Linked DNA regions of Homo sapiens: region 2 is linked to region 1. The links are chromatin loops, found by intact Hi-C in ENCODE. Cell type or tissue: mammary epithelial cell. All regions are shown on one strand.

Region 1 (8,000 bases):
CCCAAAGCATGCTCCCACCCACTTAGAGTGAGGACACAGGGGAGGCAAAGTCCTACTTACAGAGGGTCTGCCAAGTCTGTGGACTCAGCCAGCAATCATGTCTCTAATGGCCAAAAGTATAATTGGGACCTACATACTTAGAAGTTTGAAAAACTCCACTCCTTGGCCTATAAATAGAGCTACCATAGTGGGGAAGGCCAAAAGGACATCTCTGAAACTGCACCTCAGTACACAAAAAAAAATATTGCCACCCAGGGGTGTTGGTGGGGATTAGTGCCACCCTGAAGTATCTCAACGATGCAGGAATGGTGATCCCTATTGAATCTCCTTTTAATTCATGGGTCTGGCACCTGCAGAAACTGGATCCTAGAAAGTGACTGTCAACTACCAGAAGCTCCACAGGTAGCACTCCTGAACACAGCATCTATGCAAGTGTGGTAAGCTTCACTAGAGCAAATTTGTACAGCCTCAGGCACAGTATGTGTGGCTACTGATTGGGCCAAATGCATGCTTTTCTACCTCAATCAGGAAAAATAATCAGGAAGTTCACATTTACATGGAACAGACAATGATATACACTCACAAGTCGGTCACACTCACAGGACCATGGTAGTTCTCCTGATCTCTGTCATAATATATTCTGAATATATCAGGGACATCTGGATATCCCAGAGAACATCACAATGATCCATTACTTCAGCACTGGCAAACTATGGCCTGTGGGACAGATCCAGTCCACCACCTGTTTTTGTATGGCTTCCAGGCAAATAATGATTTTTACAATTTTTTTTTTTTGAGACAGAGTCTCGCTCTGTCGCCCAGGCTGGAGTGCAATGGCACGATCTCAGCTCACTGCAACCTCCGCCTCCTGGGTTCAAGCGATTCTCCTGCCTCAGTCTCCTGAGTAGCTGGGATTACAGGCGCGCGCCACCATGCCTGGCTAATTTTTGTATTTTTAATAGAGACAGGGTTTCACCATGTCGGTCAGGCTGGTCTCAAACTCCTGACCTCGTGATCCCGCCCGCCTCAGCCTCCCAAAGTTTTGGGATTACAGGCATGAGCCACTGCGCCCGGCCCAATTTTTTTTTTTTTTTTTTTTGAGATGGAGTTTTGTGCTTGTCACCCAGGCTGGAGTGCAGTGGCGCTATCTCAGCTCACTGCAACCTCTGCCTCCCAGGTTCGAGCAATTCTCCTGCCTCAGCCTCCCAAGTAGCTGAGATTACAGGTGCCTGCCACCACACCTGGCTAATTTTTGTATTTTTAGTACAGACAGGGTTTCGCCATGTTGGCCAGGCTGGTCTTGAACTCCTGACCTCAGGTGATCCTCCTGCCTTGGCCTCCCAAAGTGCTGGGATTACAGGCATGAGCTACGATTTTTTACAATTTTAAATGGTTTTTACAATTTTAAATGATTTTTACAATTCTAAATGGTTAATAAATAAATGGTTAAAAAAAGACTAGGATGAATAAGCAGAGCACAGGGGATTTTTAGGGCAGTAAAAATATTTGGTATAATACTATACTGGTGGGCTCGTGTCACCATAAATTTATCCAAACCCATAGGATGTACAACACCAAAAAGAAACCCTAAGGTAAACAATGGAGTTCAAGTGATAACGATGCGCCAAGGTTCATATATTGTTACAAATGTGCCCTCCAGTGCAGGATGTTGACAGTAGCTGTGCATGTGTGGGGGCAGGGAGTATATGCGAATGCTATACTTTTTGATCAGTTTTGCTGTGGTCCTAAAAACTGCTCTAAAAAATAAAGTTTATTATTATTTTTTATCAAAAGAAGGCTATTTTGTGATACATGAACAGTATATGAAATTCAAATTTCAGTGTCCATAAATAAAGCTTTATTGGAACACAGTCATGCCCATTTGTTTATGTCTTGCCTGTGGCTGCTTTTGCAATACAATGGCAATTGAGCAGCTAGGAAAGAGGCCATATGATCCGAAAAGCCTAAAATATTTACTATTTGGCCCTTTACTGAAAGGGTTTGCCGGCCCCTGCATTCCACTGATGGCCCCGCAGCAATCAGCCAGGGTGAGCGAGTGATGGAAACACACTGCAGGGCTTGGTAAGACATGTGTGCTCCAGACGGTGGGCAATCAACCCTATGAAGGCCCAGGGACTGCCATGTCATTCAAGTTTGTAGGGGTCCAGTGGTCAGTGGGATGCTGGGATAGCCTATCAAGTAAAAAACAAATCTACTGCATTTTGCATCCTCTACAGAGAAGGAAACTCAATGCCTCTTAGGCCACTTTGGGTCCTAGAGACAATACATCCCGCACTTAGGAATATTATTCAGGCTGACACAAAAAGCTGCCAGCTTTGAGTGGTGCCTGGAACAAGAAAGGACCCAGGCCACAGTGTAAGCAGCCAGGCTACTTGGGCCACATGATCCAGCAGACCCTGTGGTTTGGAGGTGTCCGTAGTGGAAAAGATGCCATGTGCAGACCACAGTCGAACGCCACCACGCCCGATTAATTGTTTGATGTTTTATAGAGATGGGGTCTCTCTATGCTGCCCAGGTTGACCATCTCCAACTCCTGGGCTCCAGTGATCGGCCCGCCTCGGCCTCCCTAAGTGCTGGGATGACAGGCGCGCGCCACGGCACCGGCCCAGCGTTTTACTTTCCCATACTCTGCCTGAACCTTCCCGAAGAAATGTTTCTATTTCATCAGGAAACCAGCCCTTCTCCGGCTCCTGCGGCGCGGATCCCGCCCCGCCCGCCCCCGCGCTCACCGCCTCCGGGCTTCTAAGCGCGCAGCGATGCGGAGGCGCCGGGCCTGGATGCGCTCCTGAGAGTTGTCGGAGTGGACCGAGGGCGCGAGAATCTGGGTGGACAAGTGCTCGTCCACGTTCGGGTCCAGGGCCTCTAGGGACCCCGGCGGATTCATGGCAGGAGTCCCTGGTCCCTAGGCGGCTCCCTCCGCACCACCTCCAGACCTCAGGCTGGTTGCTAGGAACAAACCGTTGCCAGGGAGAGCGGTCACCGGAGCCACAGCCCGAGTGGTTGCGCGCGCAGCTCCCTGGGCCCAGCCTGCCGCCAGCCGCCGTTCCGGCCGAGCATCCCAGCCTCGGGCTGACGCCTCTCCCGCCCGTGGGATGTCAGGTCTGTTGTCAGGCCCACGAAGGCCCGGTCGTGTTAGCGGAGCTGTGGAGTCTCACCAGGAGACTAGAGGACTAAAGAACTGGACCAAGTTGTGGTTCATCACTTGCTGACCCTGATGATTAATTCATCTTCCATTCATTCATCAAATATTCCTCCAACTCATATTCACCAAATAAAATTGAGCGCCTACTCGATGCCAAGCGCTGTGCTTGGATACAGGATACCAACCTGCAATCAAATACTTATGAAAGAGGAAAAGTGGAATAGAGGAAAACAGTCCGTGGGAGGGGGGAGGGATAAAAGTTAGAAATGCGGAAGCACTATTAAATTCTCAACTGTCCCCAGAAAGGCGCTATCTTCTGGGCGTCTCATTGTCAACAAAAATAGTGTTCTCATTGAGAATTAAAACCTGGCGCGCTGGCTCATGCCTCAGCCTCCCAACACTTTGGGAGGCCGAGGTGGACAGATCACTTGAGGTCAGGAGTTTGAGACCAGCCTGGTGAACATGATGAAACCCCGTCTCTACTAAAAATACAAAAATTAGCTGGGTATGGTGGTGGGCACCCATAATCCCAGCTACTCGGGAAGCTGAGGCAGGAGAATCGCTTGAATCTGGGAGGTGGATGTTGCAGTGAGCCGAGATCGAGCCACTGCACTCCATCCTGAGCAATAGAGCAAGACTCTGTCTCAAAAAAACCCAACCAACCAACCAAACAAAAACTGGATACCATTTAACAGGGTTCTGTCCCATTAGCCCGTGGGGAATTAAGGGCACTGGATGAGCAGTGAGAAAGGGTGAGTACTAGTCCTAGCCCTGCCCTGCCACCTTGGGCAAGTCACAACTTCTTGAGGAGCATTTTCTCAGCTGTTAAATGATGCAACCCACAGACAACTGTGCGGCCAAGACGACCCGTCCTTTGTGAGTAAGAACTGCCCAGAGGCAAATGGAGTGGGTTTTTAAAATCAGTTCTTCCACGTTTGCAAGCAGTAGAGAGGTTTAGGAATGCCAAAACCATCCAACAGCTATAGAGTCTAACAGCAGCTGCCTGGATCCTTGTCTCACACCTGCCTAGGTGGTGGTGGTAGGAGCGGGGGTACTTGCTTCTAGGCTTCAGGGCCTTCTGCCAGATCTCTGTCTCCTTTGGTTGAAACCTAAAGTATTAAACTCTCCTAGGAGCCATGATACAGCTCTGACCAAAAACTCGTCCAGGTCCTGGTTCATGTTTCCACTATCCGTAAGGACAGAAACAAGCATGTGTGCATGCGCATGTCTATGCCTGGGAGTGGGATACCATGAGAAAGTCAGGGGGAATCAGCTGTTGCACAAGAGGTAAGTGAGAGCAAAGGTACCATACAAACCCATGAAGAGTGACCAGTGAGATACTTGGCCCTGCACTGTTCTGATACCACTTCCAACATCTTTTTATATAAGAAATCTGACTCCATTTTTTGCTGCTGACATTTGGCTGCTGGCAGCTTTTACGCAGCACTCCCTCTTTCTTCTCCACATCTGGGCAAGCTGTTAAAAAAAGCCTAGGTGCTCTTTTTGGTGCTGGCAGATTTCATCTGCGTGCACAGGATACCCTCCTCCCAGCCTCACCCCTTAACCACAATAAAAGCCCCAAGCTTGTCTCCTTTCCTGGCTCTCTCTAGCCATTTTCTGACCAGCTGGGAGGCCCTCTTTGCTCCCACAGGCAGCCTCAATTATGTAATAAACCTTTTTCACTGGTGTGGGAAACACTTTCACTCACCGCTGGAAAGGGACCTCCTAGGAGGACAGTTTGCCAAAATCTATTAACTGTTTAAATTGGCATACTAGGGTAAAGGGTGGAATAGGGAGAGATTTGTTAAAGGATACAAAATGACAGGTTCTAGTGTTCTGCACCACTGGAGGGTGACTATAGTCAATAACATAGTTTCAAATAGCAACGAGGATATTGAGCATTCCCAACACAAAGAAATGACAAATGTTTGAGCTGATAGGCATGCTAATTACCAGACCTGATCACTATACATTATATGGATTGAAATATTACTATGTACCCCATAAACATATATAACTATTATTTCCTTTTTTTTTTTTTTTTTTTTTTTGAGACAGCGTCTTGCTCAATTGCCCAGGCTGGAGTGCAGTGGCATAGTCTTGGCTCACTGCAACCTCTACCTCCTGGGTTCGAGCGATCCTCCTTCCTCAACTTCCCAAGTAGCTGGGACTACAGGCGTGTGCCACCATGCCCAGCTAATGTTTATTGTATTTTTAGTAGAGACAGGGTTTTACCATGTTGGCCAGGGTGATCTCAGACTCCTGACCTCAGGCGATCCACCCGCCTCGGCCTCCCAAAGTGCCAGGATTACAGGCATGAGCCACTCCGCCCGGCCTGCCGAATTTTTTTAAATACTAAAAATTTTTTAAACTGAACAAAGGACAGAGAGAGGAAGAAATATTTTCATGGGGCAGACAACTGTGGTTGTAGAGGTCAAAGGAATGAAACAAAGAGACAAAGAAAAACCACTAAACAAGAAAGTCAGAAGACATGTAATGAATTATGATTAAATATAAATGGGAAAATGCATGCTTAATTTTCCATGCCTTTGTAAATAGTTCATAAGTGAGTTAAATTTAGAAAATTGTTAAAAACTGAAAAAACTAGATAAAAACATATTTATTTGTATACACACAAAAATAAATTAGCATATCCATTCACTAGGCAATTCTAGTTTAAAGATCATCACAAGGAGATCATGGATCTAGCTATAGCTCATTGGGGTCACAACTATATCAGTTTTATTCGGTATTTTATACATAGCACCTAGCACAATATTTGATATGTAGTAAGTGCTCAACAAACTTTTTTTGAAAGAAACGTATATAGATGTATCTGTATGTCCATTCCAGTTACTTGTAATATTAAAAAACTAGATATGACAAAATCCATCAATAGGGGAACCGATAAAAGAATCATGGGATTCTCTAACACAAGAATAAAGGTGACCTAGAAAGACATCCAAGATACATTACATGAGAAAGGGAAGAGGCAGGCAGCACAATATAGAGCCTAAGCCGAGTTTGATTTGAAATGTAGACAGTAGTACACAAGAAAAACAGGGGGAATACCACAAAGTAGTCAATATCCCTCAGGGGTGGGCTTATGGGTGATTTTCAGATTCCCTGAAGATTAAAAAAAAATGTTTACAATGAGGATAAATCCCTTTTGACTCAATAAAACATAAAGCTTATTTATTCATGTTTTTGTAAGAGAAATAACAGGAGACCCCCAAGAGAGTGAGGCAGGCAAGTAGGGCTGTTATAGATGAGAGGGACTTGGGGAAGGGAGGCAGGTGATGTCCATTCACCTTGATGACTGACCAGCATCTAGAGTGTGGTCCTCAACTGGTAGGCAATGCTGGTTCATACTAATAAGCTCATACAGGCCGGGCACGGTGGCTCATGTCTATAATCCCAGCACTTTGGGAGGCCAAGGTGGGTGGATCACGAGGTCAAGTTCGAGACCAGCCTGACCAACATGGTGAAACCCCATCTCTACTAAAAACACAAAAATTAGCTGGGTGTGGTGGTGCATGCCTGTAACTCCAGCTACTCAGGAGGCTGAGGCAGGAGAATCGCTTGAACCCGGGAGGCAGAGGTTGCAGTGAGCAGAGATTGCGCTCTAGCCTGGGTGACACAGCAAGACTCCATCTCACAAAAAAAAAAAAAAAAAAAAAAAAAAAAAAAAAAAGCTCATACAAAAGCCTGGCTGGCTCATACTAACAAGCTCACAAAAGAAAAACATAGAATTTCTTTTAGCAAGCAAGTACAACCATCACACAGGGCAGTGTGCATTTTCGTGCCTTTCGTGTAGATCAGCCCACAGAGATGTGCTGGTCACAAAGAGGATCAAACTCTGACTGGGAAGTCCCTTGATATGTAGGACTGACTGCCATGGTTCAGAGGCTCACAATGGGGATAATCTGCCACAAGCACAGTCGAGTTCCTCATCCCTGAGTAGGTTTTTGAGGAATCTGGCTATATGGGCTTCCCTTGCTAAGGAAGGTATGTGGGCATCCACCTTCAGCTTTTATAGCCTTTTTTCAAAACAAGAAGGATGAACAGATTTGATTTTATATCTTACTAAGTCTAGTCACACTTAATTCTACATCCAATAAGTTTACACTAACTCACCTTAATTGGAATGTGAGGATGCTGACAAATTCATCATTTAGACAACTTCTTAGGTTATTTCTATCTTTCGATTTGTGTGAATTTTACTAATTAGATTCTGAGAAGGCAATCTTACCAATTTTTAATTTGGGGAACTGCCTTACCATCATCTTCATATACTGCCTCAAAAGGCATGAAGGAGGAAAGAGAGGGGAGGAGGCATGGAAGTCATGAGCTGTGTCACATGGTTTAGAAAAAAAGTTCAAAGAAAAAAGACAGAGAACTAGATATTAGTAGAAACCAAGCACCTACCTTAGTCCACTGACTGTGCTAAACACCCTGCATGCATTATCCTCATTCAATCCTTCACATGGTGTAATAGTGGTAATATTGATCCCATTTTATAGATGAGGAAACTAAGGCTTAGAAAAAAGTAAAAAGCTCTTTCTTCAAAGTTTGCAGAGTTGAACATGACTAAGAAACAGCCATTGTATGAAAACTTTGGGAGGTTTTAAGAAAACTCTCAGAATGAAAAGAAGAAGAAAATTGAAGGAGCAGTTGTAAAGTTTTCTTTCAGGAAATTTGTGAACAGAGGAAAAAAGATGAGAGTGGGAAGAGAAGCAAGACCCTTTGGGGGCATAGGGTTTTTTTTTAAGTTTTGGTAGCCCCAAGAGTGGTTACGTAGTATCTACCTGGTATGTGTCATCAGGCACTCGGGAGG
Region 2 (8,000 bases), 180 kb before region 1:
CCAGCACCAGGGCAGGAGCCCGGGGCTGCTGGGTCCCTCTGTGCCAACGTCTCTGCCTCCCATCGCCCCTCCACGCTCACTCTGTGCTGTGCACCAGCTGTCTCCGCTTTGTCAGACATAAGACCATGCACGGCCTCCCTGCAGTGGTCAAGTTTATACCTCCTTGGTCTTGAGTGACTTTCAGTGACTCCTGAGTAACACCTCTCAGCTCTGACTCCAAATCCCCAGAGACAGAATCTGAGTGGCCATGGTCAGGGGTCCTCCCCTCTTCTGACTGCCTGGATGAGGAGGGGGCTCCTCATTCCAACAGGCCTGCTAGGGCCTGTGGCCTGGGTGGCCCCTCTCTAAGGATGCACACTTGGGACCACCCCAGCCAAAGCTAACTCCTCTTGTTCTGTCACAGCCCAGCACATAATTGAAGCTGGCACCCCGACTGCTCAGAGTTTCTCTTTGAATCTCTTCCATTTCTTTCCACTGATTCGAGCACCACAAGGTTCCTTCTGGTGCCCTGCCTTTGCCTTGGGGTGATGCTGAAAGAAGCTTAAAGAAGGTTTGGGGTTGCTTTGGGATGGCTGCAAAGTGGCCGTCACCCAGAGAAAGGGACACGAGATGCAGGCCGGGGAGGGAGCCTCCAGGACTACTGTGAACCCAGGAGTCAGAGGGCCCCTTGGACCTGCGGGCTCACATGGCTCACGGGATTCTTTCTTTCAGCTCCTTTCGGATTCACTTCTGGGGATGCTGATGTAGCGGCAAACACCTGACATGGCAGCCTCGAGGGAGACCACAGGAATCGAACCCCCTCCAGCACTGGAGGGAGCTGGTTTGAAGTATGACTTTGTACTGGGCCCACACTCACCTCTAGAATATTGTTTATTAGATAAAAGAAAAAGCTTTTCCTTAGCCCATCAGATCATCGCTTTTTAAATGCAGGGTCATACATGGTACTTTTTATTAAGAACTGCCCTTTCCAGGGCTTCAGTGTGCCAGCGATGTCAAGCAGGCTGGGGTGGCAATCTTTCTGAGGGAATAGTTCAAATCTCAACCCATGTCATAGCAGGGGGCCAAGCCAAATGGGATGAAGGTCCCTAGCAAGATACATGTCCTTCCCTCCCTTCATCAAAACCCCCGACCCCCAGCACCTCACAGTTCACAGCTGCACAGAGACGTGCACATAGCAGCCATTCCAGCCGGTGCCCGGCTCCCCACTCCCCTTCTGAGGGAGAAGGCATCTTGGCCCTGATTGTGGGACCAGCAATTAGAGTTTATTTGCTTTGCTATTCAGCCAAGCCCTGGAATGAATTTGGCCACCACAGACAGCCTTTGGGGTCCAGCTCCTCAGGGACTTTGAGACACAGAAGAAGCCCCCCATTGGGTTTTTCTTATTTACACTGTCCTGGGGGAGGTGTCTAATCGCTGGCTACAGAGGAGGGGCTGCTTCAGCCCCAGGTGTACTTGAACCGGGCTGTGTTCCCCTTGCAGTTAGGTCCTGATTCACCCATTGAAGGACAATAAGGGCCTTGTCCCTTAATGGAGGGCCCTTGATCAAATCTAAGAGGTGCTGGAATGTTGGAGAAGGTCCCCGCCTTGGTCTAAGGTCCCCATCCCAGATCCTGTCACTGAGGGGCTCTCACCCCCGTCCCACCCCTGCCCCAGCAGGCAGGAGCCTCCTGGGAGGTAGGAAGCAGCAGCCTTGTGGGAGCAGACCCTCCAGACCCTCAAAGACCACCCCAGGCATGTGGCTTCAGCACCCATGCCCAGCATCCACTTCCGGCCTGGGGCCCCGAAACATAGGGATTCCTGGAAGAGTTGTCTGGTCCTAGGTCATTCCCTCCCATCGTCTTCTAGAAACAGCTTCAGGGGTAGATGCTGCATCCACCCTACCAAGCCAGCCTAGGCAGAATGCAGAAGGTGCCTGCTGCACACAGCTTCTTCTCCCAGGCTCCGCCCTCCACAGACTCCTTCAGGATCCCCAGGTTTATGTCTTCCCCGCCCCTCAGTCTCCACATGGACCACAAGCAGGCTGTGTCGTGGAAAAACCAGGGCTTGGGAGTCAGAAAGACCTGAATTCAAATTCTGGCTGTGTTACTTCCCAACTATGTAAGCTTGGGCAACTTTCTCACCTTCTCTGAGCCTCAATATCTTTATCAGTAAAGTGGGGATAATAACACCTCTTCCCTCACAAGTGATCGTGTGGACAAAACGACGCCAAGTCAGGGCTCTGATGAAAATTCCTTTCCAATCACACCCAGTGCAATTATTCTGGGGTCATTTCCCCTTCATTCTTAGACCGGCGCAATTGGACTTCCTTGCTTATACCAGTGGAATCTGGTGGGAGGTCTCTGTACCTGAGTGACCTGCCACTAAGACTAGGGAACCCTACATTCCTCAACTCCATTTGCCCCACCTTGGGGAGAAGGTAGCTGGACCTGCCAGGTAGCCGGACACCACTTTTCCTTGGCTTGAGTCCCTGGGACAGAGCTTTCCGCAGGCCCTCAGGACACAATGCTGTGTGACCTTCAGGGGGCATTTCCTGCTGTGGCCGAGTGTCCCTGGGATCCAGAGGAGAGATGGGTAGCATGGTCATGGCTAAAGATTTTATTCCAAGCAAGCCAGGCTGGTCACGACCCAGGATCTCAGGCATCAGGCTCTGCTCTGAACTAAAAGTCTCATGCTCTGAACTCAAAGTAGCAGTCTCTCTTTTTCCGCTCCTGTGGAGAGACCCTCTTCCCTGATGGGAAGGTCTGGTAGGTCTTCAGGTTCTCGGGGGCTAGTCTTAAAAGGTGCCACTTCTTCTTTGGGCACAGAGGAGGCCTAGGGGTGAGGATGGGACTGGTGTTATGCAGTGTGCCAGGGAAGGAAGGTGGTGCGTGCCCACCCACAGCCCCACGTGCCCACTTTCCAGCTCAAGCTGACCTGCCGGCTACTCGTCAGTTTAACACCTGATAAGTCCCCCTGGACTTGGGGTGGGAATAACCTGTATTTACATAATGGCACAGTGGTTAAGAGTGAGGACACAGATGTCAGACAGACCTGGGACGGACTCTGGTCCTAACTCCTGCTAGAAGTGTGCATATTTAAGAATGGCCCAGTGGTGGTATCCCCCTCTTAGCTTTGACTTGAGGAATAAATGCAGTAATGCATGTGAAGCTCTGGACAAGGAGTAAACACACAACAAATGTTCTAAGAAATGGTGATGGTGCTGATGGAGGGGATTCCGGGAGGGAGGGGCTTGCCCCAGGCCTGTCACTGACCCTCTTCTCCCAACCACCTGGTTGGCCCTTTGCGTTCGTTGTGAAACTGTCAGCAGCAGTGCAAGTGGCCAGGCAACCTGAAGAAGGAACAGAGTTGAGATGTCCCGCTCTCCCCACAGTGATGGGGATGGGGGGCAGATCCTGGCCAGAGCCATCTCAAGAGGATACCTGTCCCCAGGAGAGTCCCACTATACTCTAGGGATGGACTGGCTCAGAGCCATTCCAAGATTAGAGAGAGCCCCCGAGTCCTAGAGGTGGTGATGGGAGATGCTGCTTCCTTTCCAAGCTCTGCCTCCAACCATCCAGGCCACGCAGCACAAGTTCCCCAGGCGATCAATGAGCCTCACGTTCCCTTTTTTGTAAAATGATCCTGTCTGACTTGCAAAAAGGAACTTTTAGATGCAGTGAAGCCTGTTTCTTTAAAAACCATTAAACTTATGAAAACAGATGCTGTTTTATCAGTAAGGATGATGGTGAATCTTAGGACTCTGAGGCAAGCCGGGAGTGGTTGGCATGGAGCTAAATCCCAAGCTCTATCCACTGACCTCCCAGGCCAGGCACCACCCACCACCCTACCCCACTCCAGGACACCTCGTGTGAGCCAATGATCCCCCTGCCTGCGCTTCAGGAAGGAGAGAGCACAGAAACCACAGTACCCAAGTCATCTTTCAGGGCAGAGTGGGCCTTCCCTGGAGAAAGGAGCTCTCCTAGATAAAAGCAGAGAGGGGCAGGAGGCAAGGAACTTTCCTATTTAGTTAGATGGACAGAAAGTCCTTAGGAGAACATTTTCCAAATGTGAACGGGACCGGGGGAGATTCCTGCTCGGTGTAGTGCCCTCTGTATCCACCAGAGGGCAGCAGCTCCTTACTGCGCTCTGCATCGGCGCCCACGTTAGGACTAGTGTAGCTGCCAGGCTGCCTTTGCAGGCGGGGCATCAGTCCGCAGATTCAGGCCCACTAAGCTTACGGAGCTTCTCCCAAACTCCCAGTGCATCTGGCCGGGAAAGCACTCTTCCTGATTCGCCCATTCAGGCTACCACCATCCCCCCTGAGGCTGCCAATGCCCTGACCCCCTTGCTCTGTAACCATCACTCTCTGCACTGCACGTTTTAGGGCAAGATCCTCAACTCATTTCTCAGTCTGTGTGCTGTGCATGCCTGGCCGAGAGCAGGTGCCCCATGGGTGCGTTTCTTGACTGCGTAGATGAAGGGAGGGCAGGCACTCACAGGACGGTGGGGAGGGGGTACCGTTCCGGCTCCCTCACGGGCATCGCAAAGTAGGGGACTCGAGGCACTGTGCCCGTCTTGTCTTGATAGTACTTCCGATGCTGCTGGACCATCTATGGTTCAATCAAGGAAGAGATGACAGGTTGTTAGTGCACAGGACTGACCACAGGCACCTGCAGTCCATGCCTCGCTGCACCTGGGCAGGGTTGGGGGCCACCTCCCCTAATGCCCCCGGAGGAGTCCCGGAGTTGCTGGGGCCCCAACTCAATTGCCAACCAGCTGGGTGTCCTCACTGAGTCACGACTTCTCATCTGCCTAATGGGAATAACGACACCCACCAGACCAGCTTTGCTATGGAGAGTAAACAAGACAAGGGACAAGCTCAGACTGAGTACAAAAACCCAGCCCCGCAGGCGTACGCACACCTGCTGTGCACACAGGCACCATGTCCGCCTGGCCTGTGTTTCCTCCCCCCTCTCCTTCCCCACTGTACGGGGCATGTTCTGTTGAGCGCCAAGATGGAGGGAGAGGCTTTGGCAGACCCCCTGAGATGGTCGCACATGGCTCAGAGGCTGGTGGCATCAACCTCCTCCTCTCCCGAGGAAGCTGCTTTACTCATACAAGTTCTCTGCCCTGGGGCCAGGACACACCTTGTCCTTGCAATCAGGCTAGAGGGGGAGGCTTGTGAGAGAAGGTGATGGAGAGAGTAAGGTTTTGGGAACACAGGAGAGAATGAACCCTTATCCCTGCCAAGGGCATAAGGGCCAGCTCAGGCCCATGCACCTGTGGTCTCTGGGGATGTGTCTGAACCACATCCAGGGAGGCTTTACCAGCCTGAACAGCAGGACAAGAACAACAGGGGTGTGGGTGGGTCCCCTTCCTCGAGCTCACTCCCTGCAGGGCAGTCTCGCCCAGGCTGGGGCTGAGAGTGACTCAGAGCATGCCCCCAGGGGGCTGCAGGGCAGGGAGGGGTGAGCAGGCTCCAGGACACAGGTGGATAAATGCCGTGGGGCTGGAACTGGGGCTGGGGGCTGTAGTGGGGCCTTTGCTCGTGTGTTATTCATCTGGTGGGTGGATCTTAGACCTTATACTCACCTACAAAATATATGGCATTCCACAGATCCAAGAGACTCCAGGGGGCAGAAGGTAAGGGCAGGAGCCTAGAGACAGGTCCCTAGAGACCCCTAGCTCCACTGGCAGTGGGAGTGAGCAGGAGTTGGGGGTCCTGAAGCCCCGGGAGGTGGGGAGAGATCAGAGGGGCAAAGTCCTGAGCCTCCTTACTCCCTTTAGCCAAGCCCACCATGCTCTCTGCTGGCTCAGGGGCTCTGAGAAAGGAAATCAAGACACTGTGGCAGGTGCGAGGTCTCCCCCTGGCCCCTGGCCATCACTCCCTTCCCGTGGTGGGGGCAGGTGGGCAGGAGGGGAGGCCACAGGGCAGCCCCACACAGCTTACCTGGTAGAAATTCGTAAGCTCTGTGGAGCGATGGCTGTCCAGGTTGAAGCGAGTGTAGCTGGGCTTGTGCAGCCAGCGGTCCCGGGTGCTGGCGCGCTCCATCAGCAGGAGGTTGGGGTTGGTGGAGAAGATGGTGGGGAAATGGCCGCCTTGGCTGAAGGGAGTGTGGCTCTTCTCCATGGCTCTGTTGCGGTGGTCCTGGAAGTACTTGAGGGTGGTGGTGCCGTAGGGAGCGCCAAAGGAGAAGGCCACAGTGGGGACGTGGCCCTGGTACCTGCCGATCACGGTGGGGGTGGTGGAGCCACAGATCAGTGAAGGGCCCCAGGCCTGTTCCAAGAGAGGCCCTTAAAAGTGGAGGATGCTGTGGCTCATGCCTGTAATCCCAGCATGTTGGAAAGCTGAGGAGGGAAGAACACCTGAGCCCAGGAGTTCTGAGACCAGCCTGGGCAACACAGTGAGACTCTGTCTCTACATAAAAACATAATAACAATTAAGAAAAAAAAAGATGAAGGGCAGAGTCAGGGGAGCCCGGTGGCCATCTTTGGCCCTAAGAGGCTTCCCCAGGTGCACTGACCTGCTCAGGTCTTTGGGGATGGCCAAGTCCAAGGGGCTCTGGGCCTCTCCCTCCCCACAGAGGTCTTTGCCTAGATGCTCCTCTCTCCAGACCAGGGGCTTACACAGGGGCCAGAACACCAGATACCCCCCCAGTCAATGCTGTAGGCAAATCACTGTCCCTCCAGGGGCCCGCATTTACTCAGGCGTTGGCCTGAAGATGCAAAGGCCTCCTCTGGCTCCCACATTCTGCAGTTATCTCATGAAAGAGTAGGGGGAGTATGAGAAGTGGGTGGGGGGCCCGGTCAGTGAACAGCGATGGGTGGGAGATGTGGTGTAGCAAGGCGTAGGTTCAGGACGCCGCAGCCTTGCTCCCAGCACAGCAGCCTCCCAACACGCTACTCAGACAGCCTGGAGAGCTGACTAAGGTTCTGGAGCTCTGAGAGCCTACAAGGAGTCTTCCACCCTCTGTGACCAAGGAGGTTCCAGGAGAGGGACAGGAGATGGGCGAGCGGAGGCCTTGGTGACACAGGCACTCTAGAGATCCTTGGTTAAATGAGACTCGCTCCAAGAGCTAAAGACTTGTTTTAACAAAGCAAGGGAGAGTCAACAACACCCAGAGAGTACAGGCGCCAGACTCGCGGCCAATGCGGAAGCTTGCCGAGCAGCACGGCCCTGTGCCCCCATGCATGCCTCACTCTCTGGGGTCTGACTTCTGCTCCATGAGGCCCTTGAAATCGCTCTTCCCAAGGCCGCCTGTGCTCTTGCTGCTGCAGGTCGGTGGACATGCTCTGTCTTGCTGGGCCTTCCAGTAGCACAGGGCATCACCCACCTCTCCCTTCCTGAAACGCTGCTGTTGGTTTGGATGACACCTTTGCTCCTTTCTGTTGCTTTTGCCAACATCTCTGACCACACCTTCATGAGCCTTCTCCTCTGCCCGCCTCTTAAACACTGGTGAACCTCCGGGGTCTGTCTTGGGTGATGGCAGCCATGCCATGGCCGTAGCCACCTCCTGTGTGCAGATGAACCCAGTCCACAGCTCCCGCCTGGGAGTTCTCTCCAAGCCTTAGGCTGCTATGTACAATTGCACACCAGACATATCCCTTGGATGTCTCCCAGGCTTGATCTCCCACCCCCACCTTCCCTGACAGTCTGGTCCCATCTCTGTGAAAATTTCCCCCTAGCCATCCAAGTCAGAAACTGAGGCATCCACCTCACCCACATCTAGTCAGTCACCAAGTCCTGTAGCTCCATCTGCACCACCTGAGCCCAGCCATGTGCCCTTGTACCTGGCCTGTGGTCATAACAACCTCACTGTTCTAACTGCACCAGACCCCTGCCCCTGCAATCCCTTCTCCAGCAGACTGAACTTTAGTCCAGAGTCAGATCCTCGGCGTGGCATTCGAGGCCATCTGTGATCTGACCCGGGCCCAGCTCTCCAGCCCCATCACCTCCTCTACATCCCAGTCCTGCAGAGTCATCGCAGCCATCTAGATGTAACTCCGTCCCCTACTCTCAC

Evidence for each region. Hi-C counts contacts between places; a loop is a spot of excess contacts. Peaks named below come from ENCODE experiments on the same cell type or tissue, not always from the same donor. Only the 100,000 strongest peaks of a DNase experiment are listed, where the experiment ranks them.
Region 2: it touches region 1 in a loop (6-fold over the local background); 3 of 110 quality-filtered maps call a loop at or near these places.

The regions. Positions count from the first base shown.
Region 1 is chr2:26,396,895-26,404,894 of GRCh38, reverse strand. DRC1 (dynein regulatory complex subunit 1) reads right to left here and starts at 2,975. Exons shown (of 17, transcript NM_145038.5): 1 at 2,751-2,975. The coding sequence starts at 2,905. In mammary epithelial cell, no CTCF peak of the experiment used is centred here; DNase peaks (open chromatin) are centred at 2,984 and 3,994; H3K4me3 peaks cover 262 bases; H3K27ac peaks cover 1,071 bases.
Region 2 is chr2:26,574,105-26,582,104 of GRCh38, reverse strand. It overlaps CIMIP2C (ciliary microtubule inner protein 2C), which reads right to left. Exons shown (of 4, transcript NM_001105519.3): 2 at 5,930-6,203; 3 at 4,477-4,589; 4 at 2,581-2,811. The coding sequence ends at 2,667. CIB4 (calcium and integrin binding family member 4) reads left to right here. Exons shown (of 7, transcript NM_001029881.3): 7 at 712-900. The coding sequence ends at 742. Among named protein-coding and RNA genes, the nearest start is that of CIMIP2C, 16 kb to the right of the region's middle. RefSeq lists an enhancer at 5,273-5,847. In mammary epithelial cell, a CTCF peak has its summit at 4,093 (motif pointing right); no DNase peak of the experiment used is centred here.